Regions from separate parts of the Homo sapiens genome. Here region 2 is linked to region 1. The links are chromatin loops, found by intact Hi-C in ENCODE. Cell type or tissue: mammary epithelial cell. All regions are shown on one strand. Links, peaks and the distances in the headings refer to the core of each region. The heading gives the core; the rest is flanking DNA. Region 1 overlaps PPP3R1 (protein phosphatase 3 regulatory subunit B, alpha). Region 2 overlaps LOC101927723 (a long non-coding RNA gene).

Region 1 (10,188 bases), core at 3,305-5,804:
TAAAATACTCATGAGTCCATGCTGATGTAAGTATTTTAATAAATAAATGGTGGAGAAGGCACTGGTTTTGGTTTTGTATTTTTTTTACAGGAGCATCCCAATTAATGTAGAAAGAAAGACGGGAAAAGAAATTTTTCATTAGGCAAATACCACGGTAATAAATGTGGCAGACAGGACCTGCTGATGGATGCCAAAATTAGGTCAGAGTTTGAGGAGAAAAGAGTATTTGCACAGTCTCAAAGTATTCCCTACCCCCTCTCCTCCCAGGATATTTTTTTAACTGCAAAGGAAAAGATGGTAGATTTATAGTGGAGAAATCTGGCAGCCACCACCTTGGCCAAGTGATCAAAGTTAACATCACTAGTAATAAGACATATTGATGTCATGAGCCCCTTGATACAGTGTACTGGAGGACACAATATCATTTCTGTGGTATTCTTGCCCCAAATGCCTAAATGCATTCTAATCATGAGAAAACAGGAAGCTCAAACTGAGGGAAGTTTTACAAAATACTGGATCATAAGTTTCAAGGTCATGAAAGACAATCAATCAAGAGTTGTCACAAATTGGAGCCAAGACTCAGGAGAAATTACAAAAAAGTTACAAAGATAATAGAGTTCTTGAATACCCCTCAGCCAAGTGGGGATGTTAACATCTCACAGAATTATAGTACAGTTATCAACATCAAGAAATTAACATTGGCTAAAGAATATTAAACCACATACATGAGTGAAAAAAATGGTGAAACTTGGAGAGTGTTCTTTTTCTTTTCCAGGATTCTCTCCTGGATCCCACATTACATATAGTTGTTTCTTTCAAAATATTATTGTTAGAATTTAGAGATACTTGCTTTGTTTTAAATCAGTTGGTGTATTAATAGGTAATAAGTTATTTGTAAAGTAGCTATTAAAAGAATTTCCTGATGAAGCAATAGTCTTGTTGCTTTTTTCTACTATACAATTATTGGGAATTGGCTAAAATTTGAGGAAAGTTTTGTTTTTCTACCATTCTGTTTATTTCATTTTCTCTTCATTCTGAAAAATTTTAGCATCACCTAAAACAGTTCACACTGCTTTAAGTTGTCTTTACTTTTAATCCCAACAGTTGAATAGCAGCTTGGTGTGTATGTATTAATAGCAATGCTTTCAGAACCAGAACACTGTGGTCTTTTCTTTACTATTTTGAAATTTCTTGTATTCTTTTTTTCTAAATGAGAGAAATATATAAGGGAGATGATTTATGTTTCATCATCTGAAAGTGTGATGAATGAATATGTAACCTTCTATTTCTATTAATATTATATTGCTGCAGTATTAATATGTCCAGTTGAAAATACTAAAATTTAGTGTAGCAACATGAGCTCTCTAAAAGCAAGTTCTTAATACTTTCATGTAGTAACATTAACAAGATTCTTGAAGTCACTTTTTAAAATGAGTTACCATCTGAATTTTACATTTATCCGTGAGAACCGTCAGAGTGCAATTGATCGAGGTTAAGTCTCAACAGTCTGTTTTCTGTATAAACAATCTACCAATTCCTTATTAGTAACTTTTTATGTTTTATAAACTCTGACTAAAATATCTAAGTTTTTGCCACCTTGCTTAAATTTTAGATAACAGTATATGACTTGAAGATTATTTTAATATTTTGTCTAATATAATGTCAATTGAATATGTAGGCATTTTCAACTGTTAAGGCATTCCTCCCAAAGTTGTCCTTCCAAAAAGTAGAAAAATAACATGAGTTTCAACCTGGCAAAACATATGAAAAAGAGTATCTCTGAGTCACAAGATGAGTCAAGAGGGTGAGGTTTGTTTTTCCTTGTCCATCTCTTTTAAGGGAATATGATCCTAAGCAGCAGGAAAAAAATATATTTAATGAAAATTGGCGCCAAAAGTTAGAATTTGTTCTTCAGTATTTAACTGGTACTAAGTGCAGATCTTCTATAAATATACTGAAACTAAATTTAATGGTGCTAACAAGATGGGTTTGATCTGCTTTAGAGATCTGTTCCTAATTTGTAGGTGATTGCTAATGCCGATATTTCAAGAATTAAAACTCTGTTTCATACTCTAATATCCTACTGTAGCACAGCAACACTGCTGGCAAGTGGAAGTGCTTAAATAACTGCCCCTCAGGTGCCAGTAATGACCAAAGAAATCATTTTGTTTGATACCTAAAATAACTATATTTACCATTTGTTCTTGAAAGCTGACTTTCGTAGATCTTGGCTTTAAAATTTTTTCCTGGCTTTGCTTTCCAAGCTGGCCATTTAAAAATATTCTGGATATTTAGGTATGGATTCCTCTAGTTGCTCAGCCTCGACTAGATTGTAAATACTGAGTATTTAGTCCATCTTACTCATCATCGTAATCGTAGCTGAAAGGAGGGGAGGGAGATGAGGAAATAAATGAGTGGTTGGAGAAAAGATAACTGCCCCCATACATGCTGCACTGGCTTCTTAGCTCAAGATCAGTTTTAGCTACATGGGGTATGTGGGAATGATGATGAATGGAAAGATTAGATAGAGCTTGTTCCCTCCTAGTCATATTAAAGGGGCTTTTTAAGAAGTCATTTATTGTCAAGGTAAAATGTGATCACTGGCACATTGCTTTGCCTTTGAGGAAAGTTTTGACTACTCATCCAGAGCAGATATCAACTACTTTATAATGTTTCACAAGATATTAAAACAAGTAAATAAAATTTAACTACTCCTTCTAAGGGCCTTTGCCAGGGAGTGAGATAATGATACAACTATAAGATAAATCATTAGTAACCCCTTTCTTTTATCAGAGAAAAATTGATAGGTGTCTCATAAATGGAGAATTCAGGCAAGGCCATTCCAGCAGGAGGTTTATAAGGAAATGGAGGTATAAAATCTATACTTTAGCAGAGATGTGCCAAGAGCATTGTAGCCAAAGAAAAGGAAATGGGGAAAGAGATAAGATGGAAATTTAAATTTGAGGCTAAGTATTGCCGAGGACTTTAGACTTTTTGTATTAGAAAGCCACTAGAAAATGTAAAGCACAGGAGCTAGCCGTTTGGCTGAATTTGCCTTTTAGAAAGATTACTGTTGGCAATGTAAAGAAGATGGATTGAACCACATATATTTATTTGATTTATGATTATGATTTTCAAGTATTCTTAATATTTTTTATTCATTTATTAAGACTGAAATGCTATCTTCTTGATTGGAGGAGTTTTCTGAGTAGCTAAAACAATCCTTTAAGTGCCTAAATTTCAGTTTCTTGATAAACAACTTTCTAAACTATAATTAATGTCCCCACTTCAATAAATTGACTAATAAATAGTTTGCATAAATATTATCATACTACATTTCTGCTTTTCCTCTTCCCATTAATCATACAGCCTAGAAGAAATGATCCTGATTTGTCCACTTAAAGTTTGTGGAGACATTATCTTTTCTTATCTACTCACAATAGATCACCTTTGTGATCTGTTATGTTTAAATTCCCTGTCACCTTTCCTAGTCTATGGTTGTAAACTAAGGCAAAACTCAAGATTGGAAGAAGAAAATAATTAACTAATCCTTGGTATATGTGTAAAAAATTAAGGCAAGCGTGGAGAGGGTAGCTCTTCAGCAAAATCTATGAACTTTGAGACACTGTTCTGAATGGTTTGCTGATTGGTACCTGGTTAGCTAGTAGTTTTAAATACTGATGGAATTTTAATCAATAAGTTTTACATTTGAAATACTTATTAATACTTAAAACATTATTAAAACCATAATTAAGCACCTGTTATATGTGATGCTCAGAGCACCAATGAAAAAGTCATGGACTCTGCCCTGAGGTGGAGTAGACATATAAATAAATAAGCGAAAAGCATTTGTAGGACTTTCATTATATTTTTTCTCTTTCAAGAGTAAGGGTGTGTCATTTTATAGATAGAAAATGGGGAAATAAGGTTTATTTGAACAGTTTGCAGTTATGTCACATATTCCATTAAAGAAGGAATACTCTTTAATAGAGGGATAAAATGCTTGTGTAGTTGATGTGCTTATGAAGTGCTTATATGATCTTTTTTATCAGATTATTTATATACATTAATGTGCTACATAATAATTTTTGGTCAGTGGCTGACCACATATACACAGTGGTTCCGTAAGATTATAATGGAGCTGAAAATACATGTACAGTCATGTGTCACTTAACAACGAGTTGCATTGAGTAATGCATCATTAGTGTAGCCTAAGTGTACAGAGTTTATAAAGTCTACAGTAATATCCTAGGCCCTTACATTAACTCACCAGTCACTCACTGGCTCACCCAGAGCAGCTTCTGTCCCACAAGCTCCTTTCATGGTAAATGCCCTATACAGGTGTACCATTTAAGTAAAATTTTCATACTATACTTTTACTGTACCTTTTGAATGTTTAGATATGTTCAGATACACAGATATTTAGCATTGTGTTACAATTGCCTACAGTATTCAGTACAGTAAGATGCTGTACAGATTTTGTAGCCTAGGAGCAATAGGCTGGACCATATAGCCTGGGTGTGTAGTAGGCTGTCCCACATAGGTTTGTGTAAGTACACTCTGATGTTCATACAATGATGAAATCTAATGATGTGTTTCTCAGTGTAACCCCATCGTTAAGTGACTCATGACTGACTGTATGTGTATTTTGGTGTTTGCAGCAGTATTTACATAAATTTTTCATCACAGCATTTCTGATACATGTGTTCTAGAAAACCTCAGATGCCATGAAATCACATCTGGGAAAAATATGGATAGAGTAGACCATTCAAATTATGCAGCTTTGTTTGTAACAGAGTATTAACATAAACAGTAATGATCTTAAAAATGCAAGTACAAATTAACTGTACAAATGAAACACCATAGCCCATCACTTATGAGCCTTAAACGGGGACTTGTGCTTCTTTTAAGGTATGGTGCAGGTTGAAGTTATTTGCTTTAGTAGAAACTACTTTTCTAAAATTCAGTAGTGAGCCAATGTATGCCTACCTTTATTAATAGTTGTGGGGGTGAGGGGGAGCATAAAAACAAAAGAAATTGTCTTCACAACTTCATCTGTGTCCTTAGTTTTCACCAGACAACATAACAATTTTAGAAAGACTTGAGGTTCTTAAAGCCCCTAAACTTGTTTTCTCTAAAGGAAAGCACCTCTTCACTATTGTTTTCTTAAGGTCTTCATATATTGAGGGGTTTTTTTTGTTTGTTTTTTGAGACGGAGTTTCCCTTTTGTCGCCCAGGCTAGAGTTCAATGGCGCGATCTCAGCTCACTGCAACCTCCGCCTCCCAGGTTCAGGCGCTTCTCCTGCCTCAGCCTCCCAAGTACCTGGGATTACAGGCGCCCTGCCATCACTCCCGGCTAATTTTTGTATTTTTAGTGGAGACGAGGTTTCACCACGTTGGCCAGGCTGGTCTGAAACTCCTGACCTCAGGTGATCCACCCGCCTTGGCCTCCTGAAGTGCTAGGATTACAGGCGTGAGCCACTGCACCCGGCCTTTTTTTTTTTTTTTTTTTTTTTTTTTAAGAGAAACTTGCCCTGATCCTTTACTGTGAAAAATCCCTGTGAACCAGTGAAATTTCCATGATTACTGACAATACTACTCTCCTTCCTCTTTACGAATTACGTGTGAACTAATTCATATTAGAACACCATCTTGTAGCTGTAGTTTTTACTTTGATAGTATATAGTTCTATTTTAATATAATTTATATTTAAAATATATGCTTTAATTTTTAAGTTCTTACAGTGAGGATGCCATATATTTAAGCTGTCAAAACAGCTTGTATTTGTACTCTTTTCTAGTGTTGTGGGCCATAATACATATATACTCATGGGCAGTATAACATTTGCCTTCTTAATTTTCTTTTTAAAAGTTGTTGTATTTAATTTATTTTTATTTTTAATTTTTTGAGATGGAGTCTCACTCTGTCACTCAGGCTGGAAAGCAGTGGCGTGATCTCAGCTTACTGCAACCTCCGCCTCCTGGGTTCAAGCGATTCTCCTGCTTCAGCCTCCTGAGTATCTGGGATTAGAGGTGCGTGCCACCATGCCCGGCTTATTTTTGTATTTTTAGTAGAAGTGGGGTTTTTACCATGTTGGCCAGGCTGGTCTGTAACTCCTGACCTCTAGTAATCTGCCCACATTGGCCTCCCAAAGTGCTGGGATTACAAGCGTGAGCCATTGCGCCTGGCCCGTTGTATTTAATTTAAAAAATATATTTGTAATTATTTCTATAAAGTCATGATCAAAATTACTTATGTGTATTAGTCAGATATTTTAAAGGAATGAAAATGATGTAATTTAGAAGAAAATAGCTTAAACCTGTTGTTTCAAGAATTTATATAAGAGACCTGACACTGAATTTTTATGGATTACTTACAAACTAATGTAAACATTTCTTTTTAGTTATTCTTTCTCTTTTAAAGTGTTGATAAGTGAATTTTGTTAGCTATTTGGTTGTTAAGTAAAAACTGGCTTATTTGCTCAAACTTGCAAAGTATCTCTGGAAGAATATTTAGGAAACTGGCAACGTTGCTTTCAGAGAAAGGAAATGGATATCTCGGGGTGGGAAGGGAGGGAAACTTTGAATTTTGAATACCCTTTGAATTTTTGAGTCATGAACTATTAGAAATAAAGTAAATTAAAATTTAACAAGAAAAATGAAAATGAAAGTACTTCGGTTTACAGAACAGAGGTTGATTGAACCTGTCTGGTAGAACCTCCGTGATCAGCTTAGCATTGTCAGTCCTGAAATAATCTTTTGTGACCTCCATGATCAGCTTAGCATTATCCGGCCTGGAATATCTTGAGACTCAGCATACAGCGGATGTATGTAATGGCAGGTGCAAACAAACAGAAAGGTAACCAAATACAAGTATTTATGCTGTACTTACTCTATTAGAATAAATTAGTTAACATAATATATACCTCTTTTTATCAAATTGGAAATTAAACTATTGGATAACTGTTAGATTTTTTTTCCCCCCTATAACTATTAAAATTTTTTTTAAAATCTTGCTACTGCCCATTAGAAAGGATTTGGGAACATTTTTAAAAAATTCTTGCTTCCTTTTTTGTTTGCTTTTAGTTGATGCGGATGAAATTAAAAGGCTAGGAAAGAGATTTAAGAAGCTTGATTTGGACAATTCTGGTTCTTTGAGTGTGGAAGAGTTCATGTCTCTGCCTGAGTTACAACAGAATCCTTTAGTACAGCGAGTAATAGATATATTCGACACAGATGGGAATGGAGAAGTAGACTTTAAAGGTAAGAAAGTAGTTATTTTTTATAACCACAAGTTATCTAACCTATTTGTATTCTTACAGCTCTGTGTAAAAAAAAAAAAAAAGTGCTTATATTCCTAGTGACCTTACAATAATAGATTATGTTAAAACCTCAGCGTCTGTGGCATATACACCTTAATGAACTAGGACATTTTACTCTGTGGTTCATAAATGATTAAGTCATTCTTTAGGATAATCTACCAAAAAGCAGGGGGGACTCAGTATTTCCTTTCTTTTTAGAAAATTAATCTCACTTTAGGGCAATACTGTATATTCTTATATACATTAGAAGCTGCAATTCCTTTTATTTATTTATTTAATTTTTTTGAGATGGAGTCTCGCTCTTTTGCCCAGGCTGGAATGTGGTGGTATAATCTCGGCTCACTGCAGCCTCCGCCTCCTGAGTTCAAGCAATTCTCCTGTCTCAGCCTCTTGAGTAGCTGGGATTACAGGCATGTGCCACCACACCTGGCTAATTTTTGTATTTTTAGTAAAAACGAGATTTCACCATGTTGGCCAGGCTGTGGTCTCGAACTCCTGACCTCAAGTGATCCACGTGCCTCAACCTCCCAAAATGCTGGGATTACAGGCATGAGCCACCGCGCCAAGCCAGTTTTTTTTTTTGTTTGTTTTAACAAGTAAATAAACATTTCACAAGGGATTTGTCAATAGATTTTATTTTAGTTTGGACAATTATAAGTGGAGGGATATAAAACTGATTATGATTTAGTGCTTATCAGGCAGTGAAGAAAAATGATCATTTGTCATGAAACTTCTAACAGCATATTTGATTCACAATTTTGAAACAGAAGGCTAAAGTTTTTTGTGTGTGTCAGAACAATTTATAGTGGGTTTTTTTTTAAAGCCCCTTGTTACAGTCATATTCTAAGAGGGAAGAGTTAAACAACTTAAATAATATGTTTTGAGTGTTCTTTTATCTTGCACTTAACAAATGTTTGTTCAAATTGATTGACCTTAGAGAACTCCAAGTTCAAATAAAAAAAATACAGAGAGACCTTGTTTGTTGAGGTTTCAAATTTGGCAATTTTATTTTTAAACGTTGCTAGTAGTACTTCTGTTTTGCAGCAAGGAAATATCCTTTTGTGGGTATGTAAGGTAAATATGTTTTTTGTGTAAAAAATTGGAAGTTCTGATTTGTGAACATTTTTAACTCTTATTCAGAATTCATTGAGGGCGTCTCTCAGTTCAGTGTCAAAGGAGATAAGGAGCAGAAATTGAGGTGTAAGTATTTTTCTTCACTGACTTCATTCTCTTATACTACCATCATTTCATACTGTATTATAGAATGCTTTTTAAAATAATGAAAAAGATGTCTTTTATTCCAGATCCTTAGACATAACTGAAATTTTACATTCTGGTGAAAATCCTTTTAGGACATTTCCAACTACTATATTTGAATAATGTGTCATTGCTGCTTTTAGTTGGATAGAAGGAAAACAGTTTCTTTCTGCTGAAAACAGCCATGTAAAACTACATATGTAATTTAGAGAAGAGATTTTTTTAGTGAAAGTGGGAAGAAATGTTCTAAAGAACCGGAGAGGTTGGAGTTGTTACTATATCCAGTTTTATCTGTGTAGAAACTGAAGCTTAGCAGGGATAGTTAACCTACTCTAAGCTCCACCAAATCTGCTCAGGCAGTCTCAAAAGCCCGTACGTTTAACCAACTATGTTAAACTGTGCCTAAGGACAACTCTATTTTAAGGAAGGAGACATCCTCATAGTCATAATTTTGATGTTTGTCAGTTTACTATTTTCTTTCTTACTGAAAGCATTTACTTGTGATTGCTTTGTAATTGGAATTGATTTTCCTTCCTTTTTTTTAGTTGCTTTCCGTATCTATGACATGGATAAAGATGGCTATATTTCCAATGGGGAACTCTTCCAGGTATTGAAGATGATGGTGGGGAACAATCTGAAAGATACACAGTTACAGCAAATTGTAGACAAAACCATAATAAATGCAGATAAGGATGGAGATGGAAGAATATCCTTTGAAGAATTCTGTGCTGTAAGTACAAAAGAGCTGGTTCTTCCGTTAGTTATGTTTCAGCAACATATTTTAAAAACCACTTAATAGAGAATTTCCATATTTTGTCCTAAAAACTTAAGTATTTGATTTTTCCTAATTGCCCGTATTGTTTTGAAATGTGTTCTTCATTGTAATTATTAACAATTATTATTCCCAAGGATACTACTTTACTTATTGTTGGTAGCCTCTCAAATTACAACTAGGTTATACTCTTAAGGTTCATTTAATCACTCATTGCTTCTGAACAGAAGCACAACCACAACCACTTAGCTTCTCTTCTCTACTTATGCCCTAAAAACAGAGAGTAGGCTTTTTGATGTGTTACAAGGATTTTAAACTGCAAGCTAGAGATACTAGAGAAAACTAGAGCATCCAGAGTAGAGGCAAAGATAACAAAGTTTTGAAATTTTTCTGTCAGTAATGATTGGATGCTTCCATAGAAAGATTTTCTTCCTCCTTTTTATTTTTAAATGTAAATCATATAAGGAAAAACAAGTGATTTTGATAGTTGTGTGTTATGTGAGAACTGAAGTGTAGCTACTTTGACCTTTAAGTAGAAGTTCATATTATCCTTAAGCAAAAACCATCTTTTTATTATGTTTTCAAAAAGTGGGGTGGCACTGTAAAGAATAGACTGCGTCTTTTTTTGGAAGAGTTAGATGGGTTTGAGACGTTTAAGACACTGAACTACCCCCAGGGGGCGCTACCGCAAGCCATTTCTGTCCCTTCCGTTTTACCTCCTTCACCATTGCCAAGGGTCACTGTGAACTGGCATTTGGTGGAGTGTGACATGAGACCAGGCTGGTTGTGCCATCATAAATAGCAGCCAGTTTTCAAAAGAAGGAAAGGAGAAATTCTA
Region 2 (9,024 bases), core at 3,604-6,103, 170 kb before region 1:
TTTCAGTTTCTCATTGCACCAAAATTAATTAGAAATTGTTATAAAGTGTTGGGGGCTGAGAGTAGAGGGATCAACGTTTGATGTCACCTGAGCAAAACAGGAACAAATAAAAGGGTAATTTTCTGTATCTGCACTCAAACAAGTATTTTGCTATGTCTGTATAGTCAATGGAAACCACTCTTAGATTTACCAAGTCTGATTTCATAGTTAAATATATCTCCTTTTGTTTAACTGACCAAGTGACTTCTAATTTGGAATGTCTTCACTGTTTGTCCTAGCATGATCAGAAGGCTTTAAAGAACCCTCACTCAGAAACCTCATATTATTTTTGGATGCCTCCGGTGTAAAAGCACCCCCTGCGTTCCGAATAATTCATTTCAAGAAACATGGTATTAAGTGTTTAGTATGTACCAGGCGCCTGAATAGGTGCAGGGGTAAAAATGTCTTGACACCAAGGAACCTCCGGCATTTGTGAATCTGCTGAACATCGCCATTGATGGACTGGATGCTGCCGCCTTTGCCCCTCCCCCTCCTGCCACGTGTCATCGCGCCTACTTAGCGACACCTAGTGGTCAGTAAAGAGAACTATCTGAATCAATGACGCCTTTCAGGACTTCTCTCAACAGAGTTTGACCAAGTTTTCTTCTGCTGTGTCAGATCCCTCTCCCAGATCAGATCATTAGAACCTCCTCCAGTATCTTATGTATATGTGTCTAGAATGACTTTTTTTTGAGACAGAGTCTTGCTCTGTCGCCCAGGCTGGAGTGCAATGGCCTGATCTTGGCTCACTGCAACCTCCACCTCCCAGGTTCAAGTGATCCTCCCACCTCAGCCTCCCAAGTAGCTGGGATTACAGGGACACGCCACCACGCCCGGCTATTTTTGTATTTTTAGTAGAGACAAGGTTTCACCATGCTGGCCAGGCTGGTCTTGAACTCCTGACCTCCGGTGATCTGCCTGCCTTGGCCTCCCAAAGTTCTGGGATTACAGGTGTAAGCCACCGCACCCAGCCTAGAATGACTTTTTAACATCTCTTTCTGTACACATTTGATCAATAACCTTGGAAACATTATTCTTGTAGCACATTTTATTGCTGTAAGGGCAAGTTAAGACTTCTGAATAAGCAAAAATGATTACTGAGCATCTCCAATGGAAAACTATGCATTCTTTACAGCACACTTTTCTAAGTTATTTGTTTCTATGGAATCTGTGTTTTTTTCTTGTCTTGGAGTTATTCTAGAGCTCGGTAGATTGTGGATAAATACAAATAATTCTTGTCTATAAACATGCAAATAAATTCTGCCTGATGGAAGTTCAGTAGACTCCACCTTACCCCACACCCGCACTCCACCCCGCCTCCCATGGAAAAAGTCAATTTTGTGTCCATTGGTAAATGAATTTCAACGTTGCTTTACTCTATATAAATTGGTCTTTGACCTTGCCTTTGAACTGGTGGTGACCTCTGGCTAGTTTCCCCTTTAATTCATGAGTTAAATAAAATTTTGACATGTTTTCATTCTATTATATGTAAGAGTCATCGTTTTATCTTTTTCAAAGTTATTCTTTAGCATTGGTAATTCAAAAGAGACATTAAATTTAGCTGAGAAATATCAGACTACCTCTAGTGCTAAATATAAATTAAGTAAAAGGTGTCAAAACCTGTGAGAAGAGTCTGAGATGTTACCCTACTTGTAAGTTAACAGGTCAGCCTGCCTGTTTCAGGGATGCTCACAGAAGACTCAAGACTTCTGGAGTTTTGAGTGAGACAAAGGACTTTGCTACTCACAGCACAGTAAACAGAATTAGCTCCATATTGGTCTTGATGCTTTTTGGCCCTAAGTCTACCAAGGACAAAGTGGAGCGGCCTAGATGGATGCTGCACATACTGAGGGTTCGCATCACAATTGAGGACCCAGAGCTTAGGGAACATGAATCTTTTGTAATGGGCTGCAAGCAAACCAGCCCAAACTTTGTCTCAGAGGCAGACCTTATTTTTATTTTACTGGACAGTAAGTGAATCTGCCCTTTGCTCTGGAAGGAGACAACCTCTACCTTCAAAGCTGTTGTTCACTGTACAAGCATCCATAAAATAGAGTACCTCTGCTTGCAAGTTGTACCTATACACAAAAAACCCATGGAGAACTTTCTCCCAACAAAAAGAAAGCATTAAGTTGTCTAATTCACTTAAACCTATTAGAGAATATCTAGTTGGTGCCCAATGGGCTTCAGTTCAAAAGAGGGAACTGAGCCCACATACTGAGTAATCCCCTTTCAACAGATACACAAATTCATATGGAAATGATTTAAGAATATATAAAAGTGTGAACATATACCCACTTGCTCAAAAGAAAGCACTTTCACACATATATTTCCTTGCTGTGTTAGTGGAGAAGGCCTAGAAGCGACAACACCCTGGTAGTGTCAAGCACATCTAGCTCCCAGATCTTGATTACTAATACGATTCTCCAATAAAAGGAATGAGACGTCCTTGGAGAAATAGATGGCTCTAAGATTTCAGCAGGAAATGCAAAAGATGACCCTGAAGCATCCTGCGTACCAGAAAGTAAGAAAGTGCTAAAAATTTTAACTAAAAACACAAAAAACTAAAACCATGATGGTGATCAAAGGGACCAAAGAGCCAACTGACTGAGCACCTAGTGGCCAAAGCTAGAAAATTTAGAGCAAGAAAATAAAGAAAATAGTATTGGATTATAACCAAAGTCTAAAAATAAATAAATTAATGATTGAGTAAATAAATAAGAGAGAATACACAGATCTATTCCAAGATTCCAAGAATTCCAAATAAGTTATCTAGACTCTCCACCCTTAAAGAGGTGGAGCATGAATCCTCACTCCTTAACTATAGGCTGTGTATAGTGACTTTTTAAAAAGTACGGTACAGAAAGGAGAAAAAAGGAGTAACTTTATGGTGGAGAAACATGATAAATGCAACCTCAGCCAGAGCCAGGTGATCAAGGTTAACATCATGGTCATAAATCAGATTATAGTATACACCCTTGGTATCTAATCATGAGAAAAACACTAGACCAAACCTCAATTGAGTGATAGTCTATGAAAGACCTGACTAGTGCCCCTTAAGATTGTCAAGGTCATCAAAACCAAAGGAAGTCTGAGAAGCTGTCACTCCCAAGAGAAGCCTAAGGAGACATGGCAACTAAATGTCATATAATATCCTACATGGGATCCCAGAACAGAGAAAGGGCATTAGGGGGAAACTAAGTATATCTAAAGAAAGTGTGAACTTCCACTGGAGGTCGGGAGTTCGAGACCAGCCCAACCAACATGGAGAAACCCGGTCTCTACTAAAAATACAAAATTAGCCAGGCGTGGTGGTGCATGCCTCTAATTCCAGCTACTCTGGAGGCTGAGGCAGGAGAATCGCTTGAATCCAGGAGGCGGAGGTTATGGTGAACCGACATCACGCCATTGCACTCCAGTCTGGGCAACAAGAGCGAAACTCTGTCTAAAAAAAAAAAAAGAAAGTATGACCTTTTAAAATGATAAATGTATCAATTTTGGTTAATTAATAATGACAAATGTGCCCTGCTAATGTAAATGTTAATAATAGGATAAACTGGACGCGGGGTAAATGGGTACTCTGTACTATCTTAATTTTTCTGTAAAACTAAAATTATTCTAAAATAAAAAAGAGTCAAGCGTGGTGGCTCATGCCTGTAATCCTAACACTTTGGGAGGCTGAGGCAGGCAGATCACCTGAGGTCAGGAGTTCGAGACCAGCCTGGTTAGCATGGTGAAACCCCGTCTCTACTAAAAATACAAAAATTAGCCAGGCGTGGTGGCGGGTGCCTGTAATCCCAGCCACTGGGGAGGCTGAGGTGGGAGAATCAGTTGAACCTGGGAGGTGGAGGTTGCAGTGAGCCGAAATCATGCCACTGCACTCCAGCCTGGTCAACAGAGCGAGATTCCATCTCAAAAAAAATAAATAAATAAAATAAAATAAAAAATAAAAAGGTCATTTTAGTAAAAAGAAAGCATTTCCAATTCTTCTCCACTTTCTCATTTTCATCATGTACAGATGGAGATTCCAATGCAACCATTTCCATATTGTTATGTTCACATTCTCTTCATTCGGAAAGGCTTTAAATTCAGTAAGAATTCTTTTTTTCAGTGGGATCTTTGTTTGATCAGTTCTTCCTCTCCCCTTGAGGATCATGGAGTTACAGAAGGTTGCTTTTTAAAGGATGTGCCTTTGTTAAGTTTAAGATTTTAATTCGGGGTATAATTCCCTGGCTGGAAAGCGTCCAGATTTCAGGTTTTTTATAGTATTCTTAAACAGAGGCATTACACCACCAATAACCACCAATAACGAACAGAATGAATCCTCTAGAAGAATCTCATTAATACAGGTGAGCCCAGAGCTCTAACTACTGGAGGTGTGGACTGTTGAGGGTCAATGAGGACCAAATACCAGTCCTGCTAGAAATTCAGGGAAGTGCAGCAGGCCCAGTGCATGGAAGAGTACAGCCGGGCACTGGCTGCCAGCTCACACTTGCAAAGAGCCAACCACCTAAAGGAGTGTGGCTATTCTGCCTGCGAATGAGGGCAGTTGCTCTAATGAAAGGGCATGCTAGGGGGAGCTGCAGGTTTACAGAGCACCCTGTAGTTTGTTTACTGAACAGTGATGGCCATGAAGGCAACTGAAGGCTGAGATCCAAGCTGTGTGTAGCAAGCCCTCCAGCACAAGTCAAGGCTGCCCTGGGGAAGAGGTACCTTGTTATTGTGTGCAATAGTACCCTCCTCCAGCTAAACCCTGTGCTCATGGGTTTGCACCTGCCCAGATTTAATGAATCTAAAATTTACTCTACTTTCTGTTTGGGCTCGAATGATAGTGAGACAGTGAGAAAAAGGGCTCCCCAGAGAACCTCTGACCGGCCTGTGCACTGGGAGGATGGAGTGGGGCCTTGGGAGGTTCACGCCATTTGCAGCGGGTAGGAGCCTGGCCTCTCCTATTCCTGGGTGGTAACCTGGGATTCAGTCTGTGAGATGGGGGCCTGTTAACAGGAACCCCTCTTGCTTGGCTGAAAGAGTCTTTTTTCTTTTCTCCCAATAAATTCTGTAACCTTTCACCCTTTAAAGTGTCTGCATGCCTAATCTTTCCTGGTCGTGTGACAAGAATCCGGTTTTTTTTTCCTACAGCAATAGGAACAGGAACAGAAGTTAACATCAATTCTAACATTGAAATATAGAGATCGGTCTCTTGAAGGACAAAGAGTAAACAACAACAACAAAAAAAATTAGCCCATATAAAGAGTTGACATAGCTGAAAATGCAGCACATCCATAAAGGAGCTGAACCCAGTAGGATACAATCATAAAATCATATTTTTTCCTCAATACTCCCCGTTCTGACCATCAGGTTTTTCTCTGTCCCTTGGATGAAATCTTAGGCAGGTTTCACAGATTTCCTAATAACTCCTAGCTTTAATAAAATCCAAATCAGTCTAATTGCCATATAACTGTAGTCCAGTGTACTATAAAACACTATAATCCTTTTTTTAAAAAATTTACAGTGTTTCCCCATCTCCAACTTAAAAACTGGAGTAGAGGGAGAAGGTAATGATCAGCGTCTTCACCATAGCCTAGCTCCCTGTCCAGCCCCATTTGCTAGGTCTGATTTTATGATTTCTCCAGGGTCAAAGGGGGAAGGTGAAAGCTACATCATCAGGCCTGTCTCTTGAGCAGTTCCAGTGCCTGAGGAAAGGGGACAGTCTATTGGGCTTTGGGCCTTAACTCCTCATTCCTACACATCACTACAGCTTAATTTGAAAAATTCTGCTTTTCACGATAACCTAAGGGACCATCAAGATGCCCTACAGTGGGGCCCTTCAAGTGGCCCCACTCATTCAGTTGCCCCAGGCCCATGCCCCACTAGGGACAGCACTCCCTGCGCTAGGTCTTGCCTGGTGAGTTCAGCCCCTGCATGGCTGGTGTACCAGGGCTGGCTCCTTCTCTCCTGGGATGTTCATGCTGGTTCTGCCATTGGACACAGATGATGACAAACCTTTCAATGTGGACAAGGTGGCCCTTTCAGTGGTTTGATTCCGACTCCCTGCTCAGCCTCAGGAGTGAGACCCTGCAGGCAAATTCTCTGTGAAGAGTCCCTCATCCTTCCTGTTGGTCCTCTTGGACAGGATTCTTTTTAAGCCAACCCCAGGCATGCTTCCCTCAAGGGATCTGCATCTGGCCCCACAATGTGAGCTCCCAGGCCTCCAGCAATGGGAGTGCAGTTCTGTTCCAGTGCCCCCTTTAAACCTTTCAGATTGGGAACACTCTGAAGGTCTCCCTGAAACCTCCCTCCCTTGGTCTGAGGCAAGGGAAGCATGTCCTTCCCTCCCAAATAGGGAGAAGTAGAGGAGTGGAGACTCCAGCACACTGACCAGGCTCCAGAGAAATCCTCTCCTCAATCTTCCCAATCACAGTACGCAGCAGTAGCCCAGCACTTGGCTGATCTAGCAGAACTTTTTACCCCTTTAGCAAGTCCTACATGAATGGTGACTAGTTTAACACAGGGATCAGCAAACCACAGCCTGCAGATGATATTCCCCTCCACTCTTTCTTTCTTGTTAATTCTTTGTCCATGAGCAAAGAATGTTTTTTCCACTATTAAATGGTTTTAAAAATCAACAGAAGAATAACATTTTGTGACCCATGAAAATTATATGGAACTCACATTTCAGTGCCATAAATAAAGTGTTCCTGGGCCAGATGCTGTGGCTCATGTCTGTAATCCCAGTACTTTGGGAGGCTGAGGCAGTCGGATTACTTGAGGTCAGGAGCTCGAGACCAGCATGGCCAACATGGTGAAACCTCTGTCATCTTTACTAAAAATACAAAAATTAGCCAGGTGTGGTGGCACGCACGTGTAGTCCCAGCTACTTGGGAGGCTGAGGCAGGAGAATTGCTTAAGCCCAGGAGGCAGAGGCTGTAGTGAGCTGAGATCATGCCACTGCACTCTAGCTTGGGCAACAGAGCAAGACCCTGTTTCTAAATAAATAAATAAATAAAAAGTGTTCTTGGAACACAGCCGTGCTTATTTGTCTCCATATCATCTATGGCCATTTTCACACTACAAAAGCAGGGTTGAGTAGCTGTGACAGCAATCATGTGACCCACAAAGCCTAAAATATTCATTATTGTGCCTTTCACAGGAAAAGTGTGCTGACCCCTGGTCTAGAAACTTACTCAGAATGTAAAAGTATTTGACACTAGTGAGTTCCTTTCTCGCACGGAGCTTCCAGCAAAACTCCAAGATCTGGTCCGATAAGTGGTTATAAATTCAATAATTCAAAAGCAGAGCAGAATGGAACTGCAGAAAGCGAAACTGACAAATCAGAAAACTAGCAACAAAATTTCCCAGACTCACAGCCAATCTATCATATATGTTTGAAGACTTTTCAAAAAGACATTTTCATGTGTTTAAGGGCTTGAAAAGTATACACACATACATCTTTTTGACTTTTTAGAAAAAGAACTTGATGAACTATATGAGCTAACCAAAAAAATTAATTACTCAAAATAACCCTAATCAGTTGGAGGAAGAAACATCAGTAAGAAGCCTGTTTCCTCACACCCAGAGAATGGGCTCTGGCAAAAGAATATATTTGAAAGCCTGTTTACGGGAGTTAAGTTGATTCTCACTCTCTCACGACCACAGCCCAGTGATTGGCCCACTCCTGTTATAATAGGAGAGGAGAGGTTTACTTCCTAGAGCAATGGTTCTCAAACATTACTGGTCTCAGGACCCTCTTTTTTTTTTTTTTTTTTTTTTTTTTTTTTTGAGATGGAGTCTCGCTCTGTCGCCCAGGCTGGAGTGCAGTGGCGCAATCTCGGCTCACTGCAAGCTCCGCCTTCCGGGTTCACGCCATTCTCCTGCCTCAGCCTCCCAAGTACCTGGGACTACAGGTGCCCACCACCGCGGCCGGCTAATTTTTTGTATTTTTAGTGGAGACGGGGTTTCACTGTGTTAGCCAGGATGGTCTCGATCTCCTGACCTCGTGATCCGCCCGCCTCGGCCTTCCAAAGTGCTGGGATTACAGGCGTGAGCCACCGCAGGACCCTCTTACACTCTTTCTTTTTTTTTTTTCCTTTTTTGAGACGAGGTCTCACTCTGTCACCCAGGCTGGAGTGCAGTGGCATGAGCTCGGCTCACTGCAACCTCCGCCTCTTGGGTTCAAGCAATTCTCCTGCCTCAGCCTCCCAAGTAGCTGGGATTACAGGTGCCCACCACCACACTCTGCTAATTTTTGTATTTTTAGTAGAGATGGGGTTGGTCTCGAACTCCTGACCTCAGGCAATCCGCCTGCCTCAGCTTCCCAAAGTTCTTGGATTACAGGCATGAGCCACCGCGCTCGGCCTATACTCTTAAAAATTGTTGAAGACTCCCAAGGAGATTTGGTTTACGTGGATCCTACTTATTGACATTTACCAATTAGAAATTAAAAACTGAGAAATTTAAAAAGCATTCATTCATTTTAAAATAACAATAATAATCCATTACAAGTTAACACAAATAAGATTTCTTGGTGAAAAATGTTTTGTTTTTCTAAAACAAAAAAAAAATCAATAATGAGTGATATTGTTTTACATTTTTTAAAGCATGTTAATATCTAGCTCAATAAAACAGCTGGGTTCTCATAGCTGCTTCTGTGTTTGAACAGTTGTGATACGTTGTTATGGTTGAAGTAAATGAAGAAAATATGACCTCACACAGATATGGAAAAGGAAACAGTATTTTAATAGTCTTTTGAGATAATTGTACATATTCTTCTTACAAACACACCAAAACTCAAAGTTTCTAAAGGTTAGTCGTGATGTAAAATTTAAAGCCATATCAATAAACTTTTGGTGTGCAGTTATTTAAGTTATTGATCTGCCTTGCACTTCAAATAGATTTATGCTATCCTTGCACCATTTTGTAGCATGATGCATTGATCATTTGAAAAATATTGGCTCACCAAGTTATATAAATCTTCTAAATATTGAT

The links. Hi-C counts contacts between places; a loop is a spot of excess contacts. Peaks named below come from ENCODE experiments on the same cell type or tissue, not always from the same donor. Only the 100,000 strongest peaks of a DNase experiment are listed, where the experiment ranks them.
Region 2: a loop joins it to region 1, with 4 times the contacts of the local background. A loop is called at or near these places in 6 of 110 quality-filtered maps.

Annotation. Positions count from the first base shown.
Region 1 is chr2:68,185,588-68,195,775 of GRCh38, reverse strand. PPP3R1 (protein phosphatase 3 regulatory subunit B, alpha) reads left to right here. Exons shown (of 6, transcript NM_000945.4): 3 at 7,086-7,262; 4 at 8,462-8,521; 5 at 9,124-9,308. Among named protein-coding and RNA genes, the nearest start is that of PNO1, 33 kb to the right of the region's middle. RefSeq lists an enhancer at 917-2,935. In mammary epithelial cell, for the core only: no CTCF peak of the experiment used is centred there; a DNase peak (open chromatin) is centred at 4,595; H3K27ac peaks cover 1,449 bases.
Region 2 is chr2:68,353,714-68,362,737 of GRCh38, reverse strand. LOC101927723 (a long non-coding RNA gene) reads left to right here. Exons shown (of 2, transcript NR_187652.1): 2 at 279-1,521. Among named protein-coding and RNA genes, the nearest start is that of PLEK, 7.1 kb to the left of the region's middle. RefSeq lists an enhancer at 428-497. In mammary epithelial cell, for the core only: a CTCF peak has its summit at 4,623; a DNase peak (open chromatin) is centred at 4,587.